Regions from separate parts of the Mus musculus genome. Here region 2 is linked to region 1. A link is a loop called in an ENCODE intact Hi-C map of the cell type or tissue named here. Cell type or tissue: heart. All regions are shown on one strand.

Evidence for each region. Hi-C counts contacts between places; a loop is a spot of excess contacts. Peaks named below come from ENCODE experiments on the same cell type or tissue, not always from the same donor. Only the 100,000 strongest peaks of a DNase experiment are listed, where the experiment ranks them.
Region 2: a loop joins it to region 1, with 4 times the contacts of the local background. A loop is called at or near these places in 10 of 42 quality-filtered maps.

What each region holds. Positions count from the first base shown.
Region 1 is chr17:51,174,706-51,182,705 of GRCm38, reverse strand. Tbc1d5 (TBC1 domain family, member 5) reads left to right here and starts at 3,354. Exons shown (of 22, transcript NM_028162.4): 1 at 3,354-3,606. In heart, no CTCF peak of the experiment used is centred here; DNase peaks (open chromatin) are centred at 3,325 and 4,015; H3K4me3 peaks cover 2,312 bases; H3K27ac peaks cover 2,221 bases.
Region 2 is chr17:51,107,708-51,115,707 of GRCm38, reverse strand. The region is part of intron 2 of Tbc1d5 (TBC1 domain family, member 5); the gene reads left to right. Among named protein-coding and RNA genes, the nearest start is that of Tbc1d5, 68 kb to the left of the region's middle. In heart, a CTCF peak has its summit at 4,362 (motif pointing left); no DNase peak of the experiment used is centred here.

The DNA of each region.
Region 1 (8,000 bases):
GCTATGACTAGAATGAGAGTTAAGATGTCTCTAGAGCCAAACCTTCGTCCTGTAGCTGCAGTGTGAGGGTGGGGCAGAGGATGAGATGAGGGTGTTTCGCCTCAGCTCCTCAGAGGAGGAAGAAAACCACGAGGGAGGAAACTGAGTGTACCAGATTTTATTGTAAAAACAGCAACAATGATAAAAGATTGAAAAAGAGAAAACTACAATCCTCTCACTTTCCAGTCGACAACGCCATACCACAGGACTTACATTTTATTACCACGTTAGGCCGCCTTAGGTGGGTGGAGTTGAATGTTCATAAAGACAGAGGCTTAGACAGCAGGTGGTGGGTGGCACATACCTTTAATCTCAACACTCTGATTCGGAGAGGCATGCAGGTCTCTATGAGTTTGAGGCCAGCGTGGTCGACAGAGTGAGTTCCAAGACAGCCAGTACTACACAGAGAAACCCTGTCTCAAAAAACCTAAAACCACCACCACAAAAAGAAAAGAAAAGAAAAGAAAAGAAAAGAAAAGAAAAGAAAAGAAAAGAAAGCCAGTTATAGTCAAGGGCTGGCCCTTGTGCTTCCAGTTGTGTCACCCAAGACAAAGAGTTCATTTAGATATTGCCACATTTATAACAATGCTGGGATGCTGTAACTCTTGAATTGTATTACAAGTAGCATAAGTGAATCCTATGGAATTCATCAGTTCAGTTTGTTTTTCTAAGGTTACTTTAAAACAAAACAAAACATTGGGAGACTGAACCTAAGGGGTTATTCTCCACCTTGTCGTAGTGCTCTATAGACTGAGCTCTTATAGACAGACTGTTTCTGAGGGGAGAAAGAACAAGTAGGAGAGAACTGGTTCCTTTGTTAAGTTACTGTTGTGATCTAAAGGATAGTGGAGCTGCATTTAGTGGGGTCAGGTGGGCCTGCCCATCTTGGAACAACCAGGACGCAGGTTGTGGGGAATGACTGGGCTGTTTCTCATATCTTCTTGCATTTTTGGTCACATAATATACTAGGCAAGCAGGGACCTAGCTGACTCTTCCTAGCATTTAAGTCCCCATCAAGACAGCGAACTAACTCTCAGGCCTGGAGACCTAATATTCTAGCTGGATTGGGCCATTCACTTGGCCAGAGGGCTGCCTGTAGAAGGGTGGACTCACCTTAAGTTAGAGAGATAGGTGGGGTTAATTATCTTTTCAATGAAATCCTGTCCTTTTTCCTACCTAGAATCCCAATCCCCTGTATAGGCTGCAGCTGTGTAGCTAGTTAAGTCAGACTACTTTTAGAATTTTTTCTGTCTCTTCCTAATCTTGTTTTCCTTAACACTCTGGGTTTTCTTTCTTTCTTTCTTTCTTTCTACCTCTCTCTCTCTCTCTCTCTCTCTCTCTCTCTCTCTCTCTCTCTCTCTCTCCCTCCCTCCCTCCCTCCCTCCCTCCCTCCCTCCCTCCCTCCCTCCCTCCCTCCCTCCCTCCCTCCCTCCCTCCCTTCTTTCTTTCTTTCTTTCTTTCTTTCTTTCTTTCTTTCTTTCTTTCTTTCTGTAAAGTCTCCTTCCATACCATGCAGTTGGTGGTTGGCCGTGTAGCTACCCTCTGTGCCAGCTTCAATGGTGTCTTAGGAGGCACCATGACCACGTCAACTCTTTGAAAAGAAAATAATAATTGGCAGCTTGCTTACAGTGTCAGTTTAGTCCATTATCATCATGGTGAGGAACCTGGAGACATGCAGGTAGACATGGTGCTGGAGAAGCAGCTGAAAACTACTCCTGATCTGTAGGCTGAGAGACTGGGCCCACTATGAGCTTTTGAGGTTTCAAAAGCTCACTTCCTTTGACAAGGCCACACCTTCAAATCCTTCTATCACTCTACTCTCTGGTGACTAACCATTCGAACACATGAGCCTACGGGGGCGATTTTTATTTAATCACCACAAATGGTATGGCTGCTTTCTGTCTTCTTTTATCCATCTCTGAGAAGCAGCTGAGCTTTATAGTCTTCAGAGATGTTCTTTTCATCTCTAATGAAATTGCCCTTCGGTCCCTTCTTAAATTATGCTATTTATGAGACTAAGCGTCCCAAGAGGGGATAGAGATTTCTCCTGTCATTTGGTGACCACACTGAAGGACCTCTACAGTCCCAGTAACACCAGCATAGTCAGTACTTCAGGAAGGAGATGAGGGTCTGCGGTGAGATATTTCGGTGCCGGAGAACAAAGTCCACTATACATTGTAGAATACCAGTCATGTGGCTGACTGCTGTATTGCTAGCTGGGAGAGCAATATCCAAATACAGCATGATGCATCTTCCTATTTCTTAGGATTCTGTTCATGAGACTAATGTAATCATGAGTTTAGCCAGAACTTTTAATAGCTTACTCTATTCAACCTGTTCAATTTCTGCTACAGTGAGAAGGGCATTAGAAAAAAGAGAATCACTGTGTTAAGTGTGGTATGCCTTCCTTGGAAGCTAGCTAACTTTCTGACCTCTGTTTTGGTTTCCATAATCTGAACATAACAACTGATTTTTTTTTTTTTTGCGCTATTTGTAAAGACAGATTAATAAGAGATCTCTCTTTCTCTCTCTCCAACTCAGATGAGCTATTTACCACTTTCTTATTGAAGAAGAAAATACCAGCCTCCCATTGCTGGAGGTTAAATGCAACTTTAAGTCAGGATTAAGCAGGGGCATAGGGCGGTAAAACCAGGGTCTAGTCATTTGCCAAAATTGTCATTCATTAGATTAACTATCTAATGACTAGTCATTAGTCTAGATTCGAGGTCTGAGAAGATAAAACCTGTGTGTTTTTACAGGTGTGGGGTTGCTAAAAAAACAAAACAAAAAACAGCACCTCTCTGGATTCATACAAAGAAGGTCTTCACAAAGAGGTAGTGAGTCCCTACAAAATTGGGTGGCACGACCTATCTGTCATCAGTCTGTACAGCTGTAGACCAAGGATGAAGGGAAGGCCATTTACAGGAGACAAGGAAATTGTGCGATCCGAGGCAGGAGTGCCAGATTCTTAGGACGTTCCCAGGCCTGACTTATCTCCTCGATGCCAGTCCCACCCTGGGAAGCTGGTGGCAAGTGGGGGACCTCGGGTTGTGGCAGAAGGCCGGCTCCCACTGTAGGGAGGCCCCGCGCGCATGCGCATCGGCATGGCCCAGGCAGCTCCATTGGTCTCGGGCGTCCCCTTTTCCCTCTTCACCCCGACCTATCCCCCAAGACACCAGGCTCCCAGAGCGCGGGTCACCCGCGGCTCACCCGCTGGCTCGTCCCAGGCCCGGGCGCGCGCCTGCGCACGGGTCCCCGGGCGCGCGGGGTTACTAGAGGTGGAGCGCCGGGAGGGCGCGCAGCAGGAGGCGGACGCCGTTACGGAGGGAGCGTGGTCACGTGGCCGCTGGTCACCGCCGCCACCTCCCGCCCCATTCTCTTGCTGGTCGGGCCAGGCCCGGCGTGTTCCACGAGAGCCCGGCAGACTGACGGGGAGAGAGAGAGAGAGAGCGAGAGAGCGAGATAAAGAGAGGAGAGAGACAGAGAGACTGACAGAGAGAGAGAGAGAGAGAAAGGAGGGGAGGAGGATTCAGGGAATAGGAGCTGGGGAGCCCTGCTGCGCTACAGGTAAAAAAATAACATAACGATGCTAACGGTGAAAAAGCGCCTCGCCTCCCCCGTCAGCCTCCCCGGGCAGCTGCACAGCCGTCGCTCCCTCCCCGGCCTCCCCTCAGCCTCGCTGGGCCCCGTCCCGCCGCCAGGGAAGGCCCGAGCCGCCGGCCGCGGCTTGCGCGCGGGCTGGGAAGGGAGGCGGGCTGGGGCTCGGTCCGCTGCGGGCCGGCGGGCGAGCGGGCGGAAGGGCGAGCGCGCACACGGGCGAGGCAGCCTCTCTCAGCCCGCTCGTCCCAGTCCCCGTCCCCGTTCGGTCCTCGCTCCCGGACGAGCTCGGGAAGCAGCTACCGGGCATTGCCGAGCTGCTCAGCCAGCTCTACTTCCTCTTTGGCCGGTTCCCTGTTTCTTTCAGCCCTGGGCTGCACGTTTCCTTCCCAGGCCGGAAGTCAGGCGGCTGGAGCCCGGAGCCGAGCAGCCTCGGAGGAGAGAAACCCTCTCCTGCCTTAATTTGCCTTAGTGCTACTTAAGTTAGTCACGCCGGCATCTGTCAGTTCGAGGCCTGGCAGGACCCGAGGAGAACGACTTGGGAGAGTTCCCCCTGCCCCCTCTGTTTTCCTGGAAATGTACTGTTCTTCCAATACATTCTGTGCAGATATGCGACCTAGAGTTTGGTCACTCCTAGTTACTAATAGTTTCAGGACGACTTACTAACCAATTCAGCGCTTGAGAATGGTAACAGCTTTTGAAGGTTACATCTTTTATAACCCTTCAACTTCCACCCCCCCCCCCCCATCACTTTCTGCAGAGTCCCCATTTCTCAATTCTGAACTGGACTGAAACTTTACTATGCAGGTTACATGCTAAACTGCCTGAGGTGGATTGTGCTGAAATGCTAGGGCTTTTGTACGCGTAGTCCATCACAGTGTAGTCCACAAACCACCTCTTATTAGTGTGCTGTGGCACAGGATGCACTATTGGAAAAGAACTCTTGGAATACAGTGGGAAAGAAACTCACTTTTCCGTTATGCGTCTTTGGTTCAGTTCTATTTCCAGGACTTCCTTGGTGTCCGAAATAGAATGGAAAGGGCAGCTGCAGTGGGATAGAGAGCGTTGATCAAACCTGAGTCCCTGGGGGTTGGGTTCTTGTTAAAAATGTGATAGGAATTCAGTGGATGTGGTAACTGATACAACTTGTTATTCTGCATTTCTCACGTGGTGATGGACAAGACCTTGTTCAATACAAAAGGTGTAAATATCTTCTGTGTATAGAAATGAAGTTACGTGTCTGTGAAGGACGGACACACACACACACACACACACACACACACACACCCCTTGGAATGAAGAGGTGGCCTGATAGGAAAGTTCAGTGTCAGGGTGCACTAATAAAGTTTGCTTGGGGGAAGTAGAGTGAACCAACGCTGGATTCCAGGAGAAGGAAAAGAAGTACAAATTGTGTGCTCTGTATGCTGTGTGGTGCCTGCACCACATTTTTGTTTTATTTATTTATTTATTTATTTATTTATTTATTTTTGTTAAAATGGTTTGGCGTACTTCTTAAAAGACTCGCTTCCCAGTTCATTGAGTTTTTATTAAGGCATAGGCTCGGAATCTTGGGTTCGTGTGTAATGCTGGTTGAAAGTTTCTTCGATTGGCAAAATCATTGTGTCTGATATCTTCAAGTGTAGCCTCAGTTGGGCAGTGTGTTCTTGGTATTTGAAGCACATATTTTAAACAGTTGAGAGCCACACAAAGGGTGTCCTACCTGGATTTGTTTTTTTTTTTTCCTTCATGTAATTTTTATAATGTAAATGAAAGAGTTTAAAGTATTCCATGTACTTCTTCTGGTTTTCATACATAAAAATGGTTGTCCTTTTACTTCTACGGTACAAGGAATTGAACGTAGAGCCCTTTACAGGCTAAGTAGTTAAGTTCTAAAGAGCTTTATGAAAGTCTTTATGGAAGTCTAATAGCAGCTACTTCTAGTCCCATAAGTTTTATAATCTTAATTTTAGTTATTACTTTACCTTGCTTCTTTATATCCTAAAATACATTACACATCTTAACTCACTTTATTGTTACAACTTTTAAGCAAACAGAAACTGGATGGATAAATCACATTCCTGATTGACATAGCTAATACTAATTTGGGATTCTGATTGGCTGACTTATGAATCCTTGCAAATCTTAATTATCTTGTATAACTTCCTTTTTATTATTATTATTATTATTAATTATTATTTAGAAGTAAAGGGATGAATTTTTGTAGTGTTGCTGTTTAGGAGCTTTATTTTCATTTTAAGAATTAAAATGTCCCCTTGTTAATACCCTGTGCCTGGTGCTTCTGCTCTTCCTGAGTGAGCTGCGTAAGACACACCTGTAAAGTTGTATTCTGCTCGCACTTGTTCACACGTTTGGCTGTCCCAATCTCTTCACTGCTAAATGTAAACTGTGTCTTCTTTGCTTTGACTTGGAAGGCCTTTCCTGGCCCACCTATGTCTGCCCTCCCTTCACCTTCATGCATATTTTATACGGAAGGCTTTTTCCTATTCTTCTATCCCAATGCCTAGTTTTGATAAAATTTCTTTGTATTTGTCGTTTTACACTTGTTTTCTTATTATTTAGGTTTAGAACTTAATCAAATTCCTGGCCCTCTATTTGGCTAGTAAGGGCAATAAAAACTAGCCACTGAAAAAGTAGGAAGGGCAACCCATAAATAAAGGACTATATTTTAAGTTGAATAGTATATGTTTTACTGCAAATTAATATATCACCTTCCCTGACTTCTCTCTGTGTGTCTTCCTCTGTGTCGGTGTGAATAGTGGGGCTTTACTGTCTGTTTAGGCAGTTCTTTCCATATGGATAGATCAGTAGGATAGTAGTATGGTATGCTGTGTGGTCTGAAACTTGAGAAATTATTATTGCTTGTAGGATTTTTTCACCATCTCTTTATAGTTTTAGTGTAATTCTTTTGTAAAACCAATACTATTTATTTTGGGGGAGGGTGAAGTTTTATTGTCATATTCCGTAATACCATTAACATATTTAGGTCAAACAAAAGCTATTAAAATTATACTATGTCAGAAATAGACCTTTCTAATTAGTCTTGACTGGTTATGTAGAATAATGACATTTAGAAGTGTTCCTACGTCATTTTGTTATGGTGTACTGCTGAGAAAACATCCTATTTTTGACACATACTAAGTAATATCTTGGAACTTTAGTGGAAAAACAGTATTTTCTCATTAGTGTCAGAAACACTGTCACTCTTATCTCTTTTTAACACTGCCACTGCATTATCTTTTTATAATACAGGTGATCTTAGAGAAATCTGTATAAAACTTTTATATGAAACATTGTAGTACTTTGTGTGTTGAGCAATAATCCATTATAAAATCAGTTTAGTCAGTTTTAGAAGTCATTGCAGTATTTAATTACTGAAGAATTTCAGGACAACACATCTTTTCTTTATATGTATACACACACACACACACACACACACACATATATGTATGTATATATATATGTATATATACACACACACATGTTTTATATATATATGTGTGTGTTTTGTTTTTTTTTTTTTTTTTTTTTTTTTGCCTCTGGCCTGGCTGACAGTGGCTGCCTTTAACCCTAGCACTTGGGAGGCAGAGACAAACTAATCTTCGTGAAAACAGTGTGGTCTACATTATGAGTTCCAGGCCACTCAGGACTATATAGTGAAACCCTGTCTCATTAAAAAAAAAAAAAGCAGCATCAGAAGATGGCAAGATGACAATCTACCAATTATTGTGGATACTGTTGTAATCATGCCTTTGTGATTAGAGGGAAAGCATCTGTAGTTTCCATGTTTTAGTCTGTATGGATGAAAAAACAGGAAGTTTTGTGATTAGACATTGCAGATTTTCATAATTTGTTGAGCCTTTTCTTGTGTCTATATGAGTTCATTATTCTATCTTCACTTCATTTGTAAATGACTACAAAATAGCCTAATTAAACATTGGAAATTATTTAGTTGGTACAGTTTGTTTGAGATACTGAAAGTCTGAAAATGGTGGTGCTATTGGTCTAACATTATGCATATACAATTAAAATGGTTAAAGTGATTAATTATAGGTCTTTGTGTTGGGAGAGCTGATGAACTAACTCTTCTGGTATGGTTTTCCTTTCTTGCTCTCCTTGTCTTTTATCTACCCCGCTTTGGAGAGGAAGAAGGAAAAGCATTCAAGTTATATCAGTATTTCCTTGGTGGAGTTAGAACTAGAGTCATATTCTTCTAGTTGTAGCCTAGTGTTTCTGAGATAGCCTGTAGCCTGCTACTGGCATTAAAAAAGGAGGAAGTAGCAAGTGCATTATGTTCAGCCAACACAAATGTGGATATTATGGGATTTCTGTTTTACTATGTAATG
Region 2 (8,000 bases), 67 kb after region 1:
TTGCTTATAGTCATGAGTTTTTTTTTTTTTTTTTCCCACAGCAATAGAAGCCCCTCATAAGACTTTTATGTGTGGTAATTCTAGCAAACTATGTGGTTGAGGTACTCTCTAATCCTTGGGTCTTTCATTTGATTAAAAAAGGCTAATTTTCTTAGAGAATAATGAGAGTACCATAAAATCAGAGTAAAAATATTCCTTCTACATTTTAAATGTCACCATGTTTTAAATCTTTAAATCACCATATGTTTTAAAATCTTGAAATATTTCTCATTTTGATTAACCTAATTTTTTTTCCTGGCCTTGATTGTTGAAAGACTGTACCAGTTTTTTAAATTTAGAATTGCAGTAGGATAGAGTACTACAGATCTGAGAGAGAGAGAGAGAGACAGAGAGAGAGAGAGAGAGAGAGAGAGAGAGAGATCCCTTGATGGTGTACTGACTTGTCCTTAATTTTTTGACATACTTATCTATCATAAAAAAAGAAAACATATGTAATAAATACTGAAGAAAAGTTTAAGGAAACTTCATTATTTAGAACTTTGTGTTGATTTGTTGATTTCATAGTTGAGATTCTTGATAAAGTTTTGAAAGTTAATGATTTATTCATACATAAAATAATGTTGACGTTAAGAAGTGCCTTATATTTTTTCTTAGGGTAGACTGAGAAAGAGAAAATATTACTACAAACATGGAATAAGTGGCTAATGAGAGTAGGAAGTCCTATGTGTAAGTGTGATATAAACCAGATTTGTAAAAAGTATCCCCCCAAAAGTTAATTTTTTTATTTTCTGAGAAAATAGAAGTGTTGAATGTAGACCTTGGTCTTAACAAATGCGTGGCTCTTTTTTGGTTTAAAATTGCATCTTTGTTCTTGGGTTATCTTCTAAAAGAGTAGAATCTTGTGGCCCGGGAATCCTCCTTTCCCCAATGAGGAGAAAGCCTCAAGGGCCTCTTTGCCAAGGCTTCTCTCCTTGCTCTCCTTGGGGCTTTCACACAGTCTCAGGTTTATGATCCCTCTGGTGTCAGTGTTTCCAGTCTTGATTGGTTTTTTGAAAAGGATGAAGCTGCGAGACTGTTGGTGACTTTACAGTAGGGACCTGGTAATGACATAGATGCTCTTGCCCTAATGGTCTTTACAGGGATGGGGCAAAGTTCGGAATTTTTATAAACAAAGAACAGATTAATGTACAAAAAACTAGATATCAGTTTGTGTTAGGAACTTTGGAAAATTAAACTTTACCATGAGCACCTGACACTCCATGTTTGCATTAATATACACATGTAGAGGCCAGAAACCGATGTTAGGTGTCTTCTTCATTGCTTTATACATTACTTTTGGAGATAGGGTCTCTCACTAAACCTGCAGCTCATGAACTGTCTAGATCCTCTGGCCATCAATCCCCTGAGATTTTTCTGCCTCTTTCTCCCCAGCACTGGATTATAGGCCTTTATGTGGGTAATGGGGGTCTGAACTCATATCTAAATACTTAATAGCTGGCACATGACCCTTTGACATATCTTCTAGGCCCTAGGGCTCTTTTGATCATGGTGTTTATTAAATGCTTTTGCCAGAGCCGTAATTGGCAGCACATATCTTGTCTGTTAGTCTCGTTCCATCTGTAATATGTACTTTCTAACATTTCCTCACAAATAAGTCCTCCCCTCCATGTTCCCTACTAAGGTGATTTCATAATTGGTAGTCTCATGGCTTTCACTGTCTTTTGCTTTAGCATTTGTGTCTCAGACTTGTGCCTTGGTAACTGGTTTACAGTGAGCTTTGTACACAGGCTAGTTAACATTGGCTATATTCTAAGCTTCTCATTGATAACAAAGCAATATTCTTCTAAGTACTTTTTTTGTTCTGTTCTTAAAAACACATTGTATTTCTTTTCTCTACTGGTACAAGTGGGTTTTAAGTCTTCAAGTTTTAAATAAAAATGTTATTTATTAGACAGCATTTAGACTTCTTTTGAGTCAGATGAATGATAATACACATTTTTCTTTCATGAATAACAATTTCACAAGAAGGAATATAATTTTTCTTTGCTTTTCTCTTATAAGGAAAATGTGATATTTGGTATGAGTAATATTGTCATTTAAAATGTAAAACATTAAATTGAGTATTATAGATTAATAGAATGGTGTTTTCTCATGTGAAGATATTATATTTGAGTGTTTCTTCAGTCAAAATCTGGGATTGGATTATATGATGGAATTTTATAGAGGATATTGTAATTATAGCTTCTGTACTGAAGTTACTGTTTTAACACATGTAACTTTAGAATTTTATCAGTGGATAGCATGCAATAAAAGTGATCCCTCTAAAAGAGGAATGAAATTCCTTAAAACCAGATGTGGACTTGGAGACATTTATAAATACAAAACTGCTAGATGAAAGCCCTATCTTTAAAATGTTTTCTACCTATTTAACTTATTACTTTCTTATATAAACTAAAAGCTAGTAAACAAATTTGCATGCATGTGCATGAGTATGTGTATCTGTCTGTCTGTCTCTCTGTGTGTATTTATCTTCATTACCAGAATATAGTTATTTCTTTCCACCTCTACTTTATTCTAAGTAACTAATAAATGTCACCTGAACTTTCCCCAATTGTACTAGCTAGATTCCTTCTCCTGTAAGTTTGTTCTGTACCTACGTCAAAGTGATTCTCTTTAGTTAATAGTATATCAGGCTATTCATAACTACTACTTTTACACTCACTAAAAGCATATGTGACTTTAAAATGGATGGTTATTGGTTTCCTCAGACATTAACTGCATTCATTCTCCTTTGAATCCATAAAAACCTCATTGCTAGTCTTTCAGGACTTCTAGTCTCTGCCTTTTTGCATAGGATCTTCCTTTTAGTTGGTAACTCTTTTTTATGATATCCATAGAGTTTTCCCCTTCCTTCTTTCATGTCTCTTGGTAAGTATTACTTTATTAGAGAAGTTTTGAGTGCTGTATATACTTGACCTCATGCATCAGTGTTAAGTGGGACCCCTATGACATGAGTGGATCATGAGAGATTAGTGCTGTTGTCAGAGGCTCTAGTGAGGGCTGATTTTGCTTCTTCCCTCACTCCAGGTTTCTTCTACATACATGCTCACCCTTCTTCTATCCTCCTTTTCTTCTTCTGCATCTCTGTAAGAGACTGAGGCAGAAAGGAAGAGAATTACCAGTGGTTCATGCTGTGTTTTTATACTTTCCAATCTCTAAGAACCATTAATCAATTTAATTTGTATTGCTTATGAATTACCTACTTTGTGATATTTTATTAAAGCAACACAAATTGGATGAAGGTTACTGTAACAAATACCCAAAACTCTATGGCATCATAAAAGTATGTCATTTTAGAAGCTGTAAGTTCAAAATGCTAGGTGAAGACTGACTTGTGGCATAGTCCTTGCTTATCTTCTTTAACTTTTGTTGTTTGTGGGTATCTTGGTATTCTTGTCTTGTGGATTGTATATATTATATCACGTGACCATCGTCTTCCTGTGTGTCTACCCATAATTATCTGTCTTAAGTGTCTGTGTCTACATTTCTTTTATAAGGCATCATTCATGGTGGATTAGGGCCTACCCTAATGACCCAATTTTCACTTGATTATGGCTGTAAAACTAATTTCTCAATAATGTAACATTCAGTGAGATAGAATTAGTCCTTTAGTATATCCTTTATTGATGAATGACAACGTTTTTTAAACAAAAGTTAATAGGATCTGATGGCTTGGATCAATAAAGCCTTGGAAGTCAGGAAGGGCGGGAATGAGCAAAGGTAAATCTTGAGCTTCAGCCCTGGCAGACTATGATGGGCCCATTAGGTGTGACAGGAATCAGTGGGAATGAGAAAGGCAAAGCCGAGTAAGTGGAATATGTTATAAACATGCAGAATTTAGAGTTGTACTGATAGTTAGGAACTGAATCTGTTTACAATTTAGGGGAGAGAACTGCCTATAGATAATAGCTTTGCTGTGAGAATCCTTAGGTTTTAAAGGAAAGAAACCTGAAAAGGAAGGCAAGGTGAGAAGGTTTGTTGAAATAGATGCTCTGTCATTTTCATAGAAGACAAAATGTTGTAAAAGATCTGTCCCTCTGCTCTAAGTGCCAGCTCTAGTAACATCTCTATACTAGATTTGGTTGCTGAAGTAGTAGTTGCATGAACAGAAGTAAAGTTACCAGTTCCTGACAGCTGCGAGTCAGCCTCTGGGCATCTTGCTAAATTTTCAAATATAATTATACAGTAGACTTCCTTTAACAAATTCTGTGTTCCCAGCTATAATTATAACTGCTTTTCTAGCCTGTAGCCTGTTCTTTGTCTTACTACTCTCCTTCCTATCTCCCCCTGCTGGTTAGAATTATCCTCTGGTCATTGGGATCTGAGAGATTAGGAAGCTGTTTACTGTGATTTTCTTTCTTAAACAGAGGTCTGCCATTGCATATCAGCGGTTTACTTTCTGCTCTACAGTATAATAAAGTATACTAGTATAATAAAGCAGTGTGTTAAAGCATGGACCAAACAATGTACTATTTTAAAGTTTTATTTTTAAAGAGTATATAAATACAAATTAGTCATGTATAAACTTGCTGTATAAATGTCAGAAAATAACCACCTTAACTTAACTTCATGGCCTAATCCATTAGATAAAATTCTTAAAATAAAATAGTACACATGACTATGATTTAAACCAAGAGTTCATTTAATAAAATATAAATTAAGATTTGTAAAAAAAATAGGTCATCATAAATTCTACAGTAGTAGTTATGATACAGCTTGCAGGACATTGCCATCATAATATTTTAATATGATAAATATGAATAGAGTTTCATATTTTATCAATTTTTGTCCCCCAAGTATCTTCTATGAAAATAAATTACTTGAGAAAAATGACTTTATACTTTTTTGTTTTCTTGTTTTTGTTTTTGTTTTTCGAGACAGGGTTTCTCTGTATAGCTCTGACTGTCCTGGAACTCACTCTGTAGACCAGGCTGGCTTCGAACTCAGAAATCCGCCTACCTCTGCCTCCCAAGTGCTGGGATTAAAGGCGTGCGCCACCTCTCCCTGGCTATGACTTCATATCCTTTACAAAAAGATTATAACCTTGAAATATATAAATATAATACATATAATAATGTTTCCTTGATACTTAGATATATTCTAAGTCCTTTTCATGTTTTATTAGGAAATAATTAAAATTATACACTTCTGAAAATTGAAATTTAGTTGGCAGTAGAAGTAGTCCAGAAGGAACTATAAACCTGATTTAGGAGTATATTGAATATGCATTGTTTACCACATACTAATTAACATACTATTGATGCATTTTGTTATTTTCTAGACTTGGTACTAGTTGTTAGTTTACTGGGGTTTTCATTTGAAGAGTGTGGTTAGATGACAAAGTTTTACTTGAGGTTTAAAATATAATTGGGGATAAACCAGATTGCCTATTATTCTGTAGCTTTAAATATCAAGTCTGACATAATAAGTGATATTCTTTGTCTTTAATGTAAGGCAGTGTATTTGATGAAGAAGTACAAAGTAAAGTTTTGATTAAAAAAAAAAAATCTTGAAACCCTGAGTAACCTTGAAGTCTTTCCACACTAGACTTGACAAGTTTTCCTTTTGTAAAGAGTAACTGAATAGTTTAAGGTTATATTACATGTTTTTGGGTCTTCATCCTGTCAAAAGTATATTTCTGAAAAGCAAGAGCTGTGGTATTCACTGTTCTTCATGATTGCTCCTCATACTTACCCAGTATATTCTCTTCTGTTCCTGTGACAGGGTTTCGGGTTGAGGAATGGGAGTAGATTTGCAGAGACAAATCGTTTGCTATTTTTCTGTTGATTCTGGAAATAAGCTTACCCTTTAGCCTCAAATGTGCTCTGGAACTAGTTACTTTAAAATAGATCACTCATGAGTCTTTATTTGGAAAACCTGAAATATGCATCATGATGCATTACTTGTAGCAAAAAATTGGATAGTTATATGTAAAATGAAATACAGCTGCTGACAGATGTCATTTACAATTTACAGACTCTTCAGAAAAGGAGCTAGTAGATGCCTGATCAAGGAAGTTAAGTCACTAGAGCTAAAGTTAACACACCTTATTGTTTTAAGAAATTTCTCCCTTGTTACTGGATAGAGTTTTAAAACCATGTTTTTCTCTATTATAACTATTGAGTGTAGAGTAATTTAAGAAATAAAAGTATTGTAATTATAACTTTTAATTTTTTCAGATGTGTGTATGTGTGTATGCATGCAAGATAGATAGATATAATAGCGGAAGTATATTCAAAGATTTCTAGATAACCATACACATATGATAGATGTAATAAAGGAAGTATATTCAAAGATTTCTATGTAAATACACACACACACACACGCGCACAAACTAGATAGAGGATAGATGATGGATGGATGGATGGATGGATGGATAGAGAGATAGATGTAATTAAAAAAGTGTATTCAGAGACTTTCATATAAATTAACACTCAACACAACGGGTGTTTGGCCAGGATACAGCACGAGCTGTAGTTGCATAGGGAGACTAGGGCTGTATAAAAACTCCTCCTAACTCAAGGCCTTAGAGATACATGGCTATTTAACTGAGTGAAGGTTCATGATGGAAAAGGCAGTCATACTTCACTGGCAGCCTTTGTCCCACCTGCCAGTTACAGAAGGAAAGAAACCAAGCAGTGTCCCCTCAGGACACCGGGGACAACAGAGTGACCACCAGGACCTCTCAGGTCAGGGAGGTGTAACTTTAATTTTTTTCAAATCCTATTTTTAATAATGGTTCTTAAACATTTTTAGCACCCTTGTAGCCCACCACCCACTAAAGGTAGTGGAAAATAAAGGATTTGGGGGAAGTGGACCTGTTTAGAAAGGTTCTTTGGAGCAACACCTGTCTGTGTTGTCTGGAAATTGGCAGTTCAGTTCACAGGTTAGCAGGCAGCGGCAGCTCGATCCATTCACAAACACTTCATGGATACACCAGCAGTCCAGTTTGGTAGAGTCAAGTTAGCAACAATGGTGACACAACCTAGCAGAGATAGCTAGGCCTCAGCCTAGGAGTGAGTCAGCAGGAGGGACCAACAGGAACACCACGAGAAGTTCTCAGCTGTGCCTCTATCAGTGAAGACTTGAGACCAACAAGCATTGCACAGCTAGCTGCACTAGCAAGCCACGCTCTGTCTCCATCACTCTGCGGAGTCCTATTTGTACCCTCCAAACATCATGTGTCCTCCATGTGTCTTGCCTCAACACGTGTCTTACCTCAGCATGTGCATCCAATCAACCTGAATCCACAGAGTCCTGAAGACTCCAGCTCAACTACGCAATGTAAAGTGTACCAATACATGTATGTTGTTAAAAAAAGAATCCTTCATCATGTGTCCTTTCACATACTTGCCTTAGCAGAACATCCTCTCTCCTGTGTCTACCTCAGTAAAACTTCCCTTCATGAGTCTGCCTGAGCCTTTCACACCTGTATCCACTTTCACATGTTTGCCCCAGCAAAGCACCATCCAACTGCCTTTCTAAAGAACCCTTATGTTTCTACTTCATGCAAGACAAACACCACAGTAATAATTATTTCATGCAGGATTCGTCAGTCACTTAAAATAAAATGGGTGGAAGGCTTAAGAAGAAAAATAATATTTGCTTTTCCAAAGGTATCTTCCAAGCTACTTAATGTTTATGAAGGGAGAGTAGTAACTTTGAGGAAAAGCACCAAACACCAAAACTTATAGACAGATAAGAAGTCAGGTTGACTTGGCCTACAGTAAGAGTATAATTTGATATGTGGAAGAGAGAACAGCATCCCCTGTGTGGATTTTTTTCTGAATGAGGTTTTCCCTGGGTCTGATGATCCCGCTTTCTAGAATACACTTGTCACCTTGAGGTAACAGGCTTCTGGGCAAATCAGAAAATGACATTGAAATATTCTTGTGTAGGATTAAAGGTAGAGGTTAGTGGTAGATCATTTACCTACTATG